Linked DNA regions of Homo sapiens: region 2 is linked to region 1. A link is an interaction called in ENCODE POLR2A ChIA-PET data of the cell type or tissue named here. Cell type or tissue: K562. All regions are shown on one strand. Each heading gives the region's core, and the rest is flanking DNA. Links, peaks and the distances in the headings are about the cores only. Region 1 overlaps RBM47 (RNA binding motif protein 47). Region 2 overlaps N4BP2 (NEDD4 binding protein 2).

Region 1 (4,391 bases), core at 313-4,312:
GGTGCATGCCACCATGCCTGGCTAGGGTTTGTATTTTTAGTAGAGATGGGTTTTCACCATATTGGCCAGGCTGGTCTTGAACTCCTGACCTCAGGTCTCCCAAGTGCTAGGATTACGGTGGCTCCCATTTTAGATATGTAGTTACATGACAATGCAAGGAAGAATATATTTGCTTAGTGTGTGTGCCTTGTTTTCTCAGTGAGAGACCAAAAGGGTTTTTTGTTGTTTTTTTTTTAAAAAAGCCTCACTCTGTCGCCAGGCTGCAGTACAGTGGCACGATCTCAGCTCACTGCAACCTCGGCCTCCTGGTTTCAAGGGATTCTCCTGCCTCAGCCTCCCAAGTAGCTGGGACTACAGGCGTGCCACCACGCCCAACTAATTTTTGTATTTTTAATAGAGATGGTGTTTCACCATTTTGGCCAGGATGGTCCTGATCTCTTGACCTTGTGATCTGCCCGCCTTGGCCTCCCAAAGTGCTGGGATTACAGGCATGAGCCACCACACCTGGCCCAAAACATTTCTATGGGCAGTAATCTTCGCTTACATTTATTTTGTAACCTTAGTGCACCTAACCAGTGCTAGATATATAAGAAATACTTCGTAAGTATTTGTTGAATTGATTTTTTAGTACTTAATGGGCAGTGCACCATTAAAGTAAAGTGTATGAATTTTGAAATACGAAAACAAGTTTCTGGCCCCTTCTCTTCTGCAAACTAACATGTGACTTAGAATATCTCATTTAACTGAAGCAGGTCAGTTTCCTCAAGGGTAAACAGTTGTAGACTGGACTATATTGGAAGATTCTTCCAGGTTTGGAATTTTGTGGTACATATGGAGTATTCACTTTTAAATAAAAACGTACACCCCCCCACCCCCCAAACACACACACACACACACAATGAAAACTAGCAGGTTAAAAAATATTCTAGCTTATTTTAAACTTCATTTGTCCTGGGAGGCTGAGGCGGGCGTTACCAGTTGAGGCCAGGAGTTCGAGACCAGCCTGGCCAACATGGTGAAACCCCGCCTTTACTAAAAATACAAAAGTTAGTCCGGGCGCAGTGTCTCATGCCTGTAACCCCAGCATTTTGGGAGTCCAAGGCGGGTGGATGACTTGAGGTCAGGAGTTCAAGACCAGCCTGGCCAACATGGTGAAACCCTGTCTCTACTAAAAAATACAAAAAAAAAAAAAAAAAAAAAAAAATTGCCAGGTGTGATCTCAGCTACTTGGCAGGCTGAGGCAGGAGGATCGCTTGAATCTGGGAGGCAGAGGTTGCAGTGAGCCGAGATCACACCACTGCACTCCAGCCTGAGCAACAGAGCTAGATTCCGTCTTAAAAAAAAAAAAAAATTAGCCAGTTGTGGTGGCATACGCCTGTAGTCCCAGCTACTTGGGAGGCTGAGGTGGGAGGATTGCTTGAACCCAGGAGGTGGAGGTTGCAGTGAGCCAAGATCACACCACGACACTGCAGGGTGGCTGCCTGGGCAAGAGAGAGTGAGACTGTCTCAAAAAAATAAAATAAAACAAACACAAAACCAACAACTTCATTTATCTAATTTTTCAAAGATATAAGCCTAGCATTTCCAGATTAAATTCTCTGCCACAGCTATAGCTGACTTGGGCAAGTCAGATGGAGAGGTAGTTGCCTTCGTCAAACCTGGTGAGGTTTTGTACTATCTTTAGTCTCACTACATGCAGCAGTCACCAGTCAATGCTGCCAGCCCTTTTCCATTGCTCTAAGTCAGGCATCAGTAAACTGTGGTCTGTTGTCTGTTTATGTGTGGCCCTCTAGCTAATGGTTTTTACATTTTTAAAAGGTTGCAAAAAAAAAAAAAAAAAAAAAAAAAAAAGAACCAAACTGGGCAGCACAGTGAGAGACCCTGTCTCTACATAAAATAAAAAAATTAGCCAAGTGTAGTGAAGCACACCTGCAGTCTACTCAGGAGGCCGAAGCAGGAGGATCCCTGGAGCCAGGGAGGTTGAGGCTGCAGTGAGCTGTTATGGCACCACTGTACTCCAGCCTGGGTGACAGAGGGAGATCCTGTCTCAAAAACAAAAAACAAAAACCCCAAAAACAAAAAACAAAAAGAAACAAATAAAAGAATAATATGTAACAGAAAACACATGGCTTGCAAAGCCTATAGTATTTACCTAGCCCATGACAGAAATGTTTGCCATCCTCTGTACTCAGTGACTTTCTTGTACAGACCCAACCATTTTTTAAGGCCAATCGTTTTCTGAAGTGTTCTAAGGTCCTGTGACTCAAACACCATGGAATTAAACTCTATCTTCTCTATGATTTAGAAAACTCTGAAGACAGGGAAGGGCAGCCAGGCTGGCGGGGAGTAGATGGGGACCCTCGGCTTGATCAGCTTTGTATTGAAATACTACAAAGTAGGCAGGATCCCGTGTTCTGAAAGCAGAAAGCGAGTCCTTGGATCCAGAGTCTGTGTGTTCTGGTCTTGGCTTTGGGAATTTGATGAGTCACGGTTTCTGGCTGTGTCCTCCTTGACTTACAGCTTTCACAAGAATGAATTCTGAAGGTCCCATGAAGGGGGAGAGCTGTGAGAATCGTCATCTAAGGTCCATGCTTGCATTTCAGTTTGTCCTTCTTTTTCTTTTTCTTCTTGTTGCCTCTCCTTTGAGCACTCCGGGGATCTAGATTGGATGGGCAGCTAAAGGGACTGAAATGAAGAGGCAAGAGCCAAACTTCAGGCCCTAGAGCAGGGCTGGGCCAGTATCTGAATTCTGATAGCAGCACTGCCAGGCCAGCCCCAGGGCAAATGCAAAGTTGATTGGTTTTTCTTAAGAACTCTTACTTTTCTTTCTGATGCTCACTGCCAGGTGTCCAAGGGCCCTGGAGCTTCCCAAATCTCCTTTCTACTTAAGCCTATTCCCTAGGTTTTTACCAAGCCTTGGCTTTTAAAATGCCCCTCTTCTTAGTTACCAAAAAACTCCAGTTTTTGCATTTTTTCCCCTATTTATCCTTTTTTTCCCCTTCCTCTCTTTGTCCCATTCTTTCCTCTAGGCTATTTTCGAAGTTCTTTCGCCCCTGGCTTCTGTATACACAACTGCCTTTAGAATAATCCAGTGTGCCTCACCTTAATAAAAATCCAGATTTACAAAACAAAAATTGTTTGAAAGGTGAATGTTTTTGTTAAAGAAATCTGGCCAATATGAAAGACCAGCATCTCTTTTTTTATGTTTATCACTTTGTTTGTGACAGTCTCACTCTGTGATCTGCAACCCTGCCTCCTGGGTTCAAGCGATTCTCGTGCCTCAGCTTCCCAAGTAGCTGGGACTACAGGTGTGCTAATAGTCGTATTTTGTACTAATAAAATAGCTGGCTAATTTTCGTATTTTTAGTAGAGACAGGGTTTCGCCATGTTGGCCAGGCTGGTTTCAAACTCCTGGCCTCAAGCAATCTGCGCACCTTGGCCTCCCAAAGTGCTGGGATTACAGACCTGAGCCATCATGCCTGGCCATGTTTATCACTTTCTACATTTCATTATAGCAAGCGGTAACTAGGGGAGGTCCCCTAGTTGGGTGCAAGCAGATTCATTTTTGTATTTGCAAATCATGTAACACAGTGAAATTCATAGCCTTACCCCCATACTGGATCATAAAAATATTTTACTTTCCCTATTTTGTTTACTATCAAGCCTGAGCTCATTAAATATATCCAGTGGCCTGGATCAGGATCATGTGAAAAACAGGACCTTGGCTTGCTTACAACGTTTGCATTTGTTTTGGTTGGTACAGATTCATTTGGATAAATTCCCAGCTTATTCTCAAAGAAGATTCTAGCGCAGTACCGGGCTCCCAGTGGCTTTTCATTCATAGTAATGAGCATTAGCCGAGCGTGGTGACGTGCGCCTGTAGTCCTAGCTACTCAGGAGGCTGAAGCAGGAGGATTGCTTGAGCCCAGGAGGTCAAGGCTGCAGTGAGCTGAGCGGTGTCTGTGCACCATTGCTGCATTCTAGAATTCCCAGCCCAGAACTATGCTGTTGTCATGCCTAGGAAAGCATCCATGAGAAAATCCTTTTCTGAGTCCGAATGCCAATTCCAGTTCTGGTTAGAATTCCTTGACACACACGGCACTTCCAGCCTTGGTTTTCACGGTTGCTGTGATAGCAGAACACACAGCTGTGAAACAGAGAGAAGATGAGCAACAGAAATGGATGTGCTAAAATGTGAGATGAAAATATGCAGAAAAGCCAACCATCTTTAGAAATCTCATTTATTCAGGGTTCAGTGTAAGCCTAATAGGTACAAGCTGAGATTTTGGAGTCTGGTGGGTTCCAGTCTTGCTTTCCACCAATAATTAGCTTCACTTGACTTCTTTGGGTTTCCGTTTCCTCATTTGTATGAGAAAATAGGGATCATGAGA
Region 2 (4,391 bases), core at 294-4,293, 450 kb after region 1:
TACATCAATACTGTCTATAATCCTTAACTACTTATTGCAGTACTAGTCTTGCTTAATTTAGAGTCAGTCGGTATTACTGACTTATTAATTTCCATCTATATGTGTTTATATCTACAACTAATAATGTTTCTTGAGAACATGGATCATGATATATACGCCAAAATGGTACTATGCATAGTACCACACATAAAACAGGTGCACAAATATTTATGGATGGCTAACAATATGTAAAATATGAAGAAGCAAGATTGGCCTATTTTTTATTTATTTACTTTTTTTTTTTTCTTTACAGAGTCTCACTCTGTCGCCCAGGCTGGAGTGCAGTGGCAAGAGCTCAGCTCACTGCAGCCTCTGCCTCCCAGGCTCAAGCAATTCTCATGTCTCAGCCTCCCAAGTAGCTGGGATTATAGGTGCATGCCAACATGTCCCACTAATTTTTGTATTTTTAGTGGAGACGGAGTTTTGCCATGTTAGCCAGGCTGGTCTCAAACTCCTGGCCTCAAGTGATCTGCCTGCCACAGCCTCCCAAAGTGCTGGGATTACAGGCGTGAGGCACCATGCCCAGCCAAGACTGGCCTTTAAGAAGCAGAGAAACGAAAACACTCATTAAATAGAAAAACTAACACCACAATTCAGTTCTTTATGCTTCCTCAGTCAACATGTCTTATACCACGAAAGCTCTTTTGAAAATTCTAGTAACAAAATCTGTGATTATATTTTCCTTCTCATGAGGTGTTTTTTTAGTCCCTCAAATATATAAGTAAAAGCTTAGAAACCTGTGTAGGCCAGGCGTGGTGGCTCACACCTGTTGTCCCAGCACTTTGGGAGGCCGAGGCAGGCGGATCACTTGAGCCAAGGAGTTTGAGACCAGCCTGGGCAACATGACAAAACGCCATCTCTGGGCCAGACACGGTGGCTCACGCCTGTAATTCCAGCACTTTGGGAGGTCAAAGTGGGTGGATCACTTGAGGTCAAGGGTTAAGAGACTAGCCTGACCAATATGTGAAACCCCATCGCTACTAAAAATACAAAAATTAGCTGGGCATGGTGGCACACATCTGTAATCCCAGCTACTTGGGAGGCTGAGGCAGAAGAGTTGCATGAACCCAGGAGACGGAAGTTGCAGTGAGCCAAGATCGTGCCACTGCACTCCAGCCTGAGCAATAGAGCAACACTCCATCTCAAAAAAAAGCAAAAACAAGCAGGGCTCGGTGGCTCACGCCTGTAATCCCAGTACTTTGGGAGGCTGAGGCGGGCGGATCACCTGAGGTTGGGAGTTTGAGACCAGCCTGACCAACATGGAGAAAACTTGTCTCTACTAAAAATAAAAAATTAGCTGGATGTGGTGGCATGCGCCTGTAATCCCAGCTACTTGGGAGGCTGAGGCAGGAGAATCGCTTAAACCTGGGAAGCAGAGGTTGCAGTGAGCTGAGATCATGCCATTGCACTACAGCCTGGGCAACAAGAATGAAACTCCACCTCAAAAAAACAAAACAAAAACAAAAACCATCTCTACCAAAAAATACAAAAATTAGCTGGGTGTGGTGGCATGCACCTGTAGTCCCAGCTACTCGGGAGGCTGAGGTGAGAGAATCGCTTGAGCCTAGCAGTTTGAGGCTGAAGTGAGTCAAGATTGCGCCACTGTACTTCAGCTTAGGTGATACAGCAAGACTCAATTTAAAAAAAAAAAAAAATCTTATGTGTAAAATATTCATACTCTACAACTTTAATAACACTTACTGTCTGTCTAGCATCGATGCTGTCAACATGCTCATTAAGGCCACAGTTGATATATGCAAACTCTACACCTCTTCTTGTTATCCAACATGTCTTCTTACTATGAAAGGAAAGTTATATATTAAAGTCAAATTCACATCAAACTATAATCACAAAAGAAATCAAAGTCAAAAATGTCTATAATATTTATAATATATATGATATTCCAAAAAGAAAGTGACAAAAGAGAAAAGACAAGAAAGACTGCACTTATTGCCACTGGAGGTGACTATTGCACTCTGAAAAAGTCTGTATAAAAGAAAGTAACTAAGCATCTATTCTGCCTTTAAGTAGAACACTAATTCCAGGTAACAAAATAGCCTTAGTTGATGAGAGAAACCTTATCTTTATAGAAGGTGGCTAGCTACTAAATGTATAAGGAACAACAGAACCCAAAACTAATTACCATTTTTTAACCAATAATTAAATAGCTAATCAAGAATCATCAATGAATGCTAAAATCATTAGGTGAAAAGTTGGTAAAGAAATTGACCTGGCCAGGTGCGGTGGCTCACACCTGTAATCCCAACACTTTGGAGGCCAAGGTGGGTGGATTACTTGAGGTCAGGAGTTTGAGACCAGCCTGGCCAACATGGTGAGACCCCGTCTCTGCTAAAAATAAAAATTAGCTGGGCATGGTGGTGCACACCTGTAATCCCAGCTACTCAGGAGGGAGGCTGAGACAGGAGAATCACCTGGGAGGCAGAGATTGCAGTGAGCCGAGATGGCACCATTGCAGTCCAGCGTGGGCAACAGAGAGAGGCTCTGTCCCAAAAAAAAAAAAAAGTCCCACAAAAATAAAAGAAAGAAATTTATCTGGGGCCGGGAGTGGTAGCTCACGAGTGTAGTCCTATTACTTTGGGAGGCCTGGGGGGGTACAGGGAGGGATTGCCTGAGCTCAGGAGTTGGAGACCAGCCAGGGCAACGTGATGAAACCTCATCTCTACTAAAATTACAAAAATTAGCCAGGTGGGCCGAGCGCGGTGGCTCACGCCTGTAATCCCAGCACGTTGGGAGGCCGAGGTGGGTGGATCACGAGGTCAGGAGATCAAGACCATCCTGGCAAACATGGCGAAACCCCATCTCTACTAAAAATACAAAAATTAGCTGGGCATGGTGGCACGTGCCTATAATCCCAGCTACTCAGGAGGCTGAGGCAGGAGAATTGCTTGAACCAGGGAGTCGAAGGTTGCAGTGAGCCAAGATCACGCCACTGAACTCCAGCCTGGCGACAAAGTGAGACTCCATATCAAAAAAAAAAAAAAAAAAAAAATTAGCCAGGCATAGTGGCACACGCCTGTAGTCTCAGCTTACTCAGGAGGCTGACGCACAAGAATCACTTGAACCCGGAAGGCGGAGATTGCAGTGAGCTGAGATTGTGCCACCGCACTCCAGCTTGGGTGACAGAAGGAGACTCCATCTCAAAAAAGAAAAAAAAAATTAGCCAGGCATAGTGGCAAATGCTTGTAGTCCCAGCTTACTCAGGAGGCTGACGCATGAGAATCGCTTGAACCCGGGAGGCAGAGGTTGCAGTGAGCTGAGATTGTGCCACTGCACTCCAGCCTGGGTGACAGAGTGAGTCTCTGTCTCCAAAAAGTCAAAAAATAAAATAAAATAAAATAAAAATGTTTTTTAAAAAAAGAAATTTGAGGCCGGGGGCAGTGGCTCACACCTATAATCCCAGCACTTTGGGAGGCCAAGGCAGGAGGATCACCTGAGGTCAGGAGTTCAAGACCAGCCTGGCCAATATGGCGAAACTTCGTCTCTACTAAAAATACATAATTAGCTGGGCGTGGTGGCGAGAGCCTGTAGTCCCAGCTACTCGGGAGGCTGAGGCAGGAGAATCACCTGAACCCAAGAGACAGAGGTTGCAGTGAGCCGAGATCGCACCATTGCACTCCAGCCTGGGCAACAAGAGCAAAACTCCGTCTCAAAAAAATAAAAAATAAAAAATTTACCTGATGTCAAAGTACCACCCTATAGATTACTACTTGCTAGAAGCAAAAAGAAAACCATAACTTTATAATGAAATGATCAGGTTCTCACCACATTAGCTTGGTGATCAAATACAGCATCAAAATAGTGGGACCTGACATTATATGCCTCTTAACTAGAAACAGTAGGAAGTACACAGCATTACTAAATGAGATACTCTTCCAAAACTGTTTAACCTAAGTCTACTCACACCTTTAGATCTAACTCCCAGTTTACAGGAAATAAATATAGGGGATAGAGGAAGAAGTAATACTACACCATGAGGAAACAAGCAGCAATACAAAATGTAATCGTCTCAACAGACCTAACAGGTCAATACCACAGGGAAGGAGAGGCAGAGTAGGGAAGGAGAGGCAGAGTAGAGAAGGAGGTGGATGGGTAGAAGAGACAGTTCTACCTATATATTTAAAAAGACTCAAGATTACAACCCAAATGCAACGGGTAGTTCTTGACTGAAATCTGGCATTTAAAAAAAAAACACCAGCCTGGCCAACATGGTGAAACCCCGTCTCCACTAAAAATACAAAAATTAGCCAGGCATGGTGGCGGACACCTGTAATCCCAGCTATTTAGGAGGCTGAGGCAAGAGAACTGCATGAACTCAGGAGAAGGAGGTTGCA

The links. ChIA-PET counts read pairs that join two places held together with the same protein. Peaks named below come from ENCODE experiments on the same cell type or tissue, not always from the same donor. Only the 100,000 strongest peaks of a DNase experiment are listed, where the experiment ranks them.
Region 2: POLR2A ChIA-PET joins it to region 1 with 5 read pairs; 2 of 35 experiments call an interaction of 5 or more read pairs at or near these places.

Annotation. Positions count from the first base shown.
Region 1 is chr4:40,524,250-40,528,640 of GRCh38, reverse strand. All of the region lies in intron 2 of RBM47 (RNA binding motif protein 47), which reads left to right. Among named protein-coding and RNA genes, the nearest start is that of MIR4802, 24 kb to the right of the region's middle. RefSeq lists enhancers at 1,463-2,263, 2,264-3,063. In K562, for the core only: no CTCF peak of the experiment used is centred there; a DNase peak (open chromatin) is centred at 2,490.
Region 2 is chr4:40,070,901-40,075,291 of GRCh38, reverse strand. N4BP2 (NEDD4 binding protein 2) reads right to left here. Exons shown (of 18, transcript NM_018177.6): 2 at 1,741-1,837. Among named protein-coding and RNA genes, the nearest start is that of N4BP2, 16 kb to the right of the region's middle. In K562, for the core only: no CTCF peak of the experiment used is centred there; no DNase peak of the experiment used is centred there.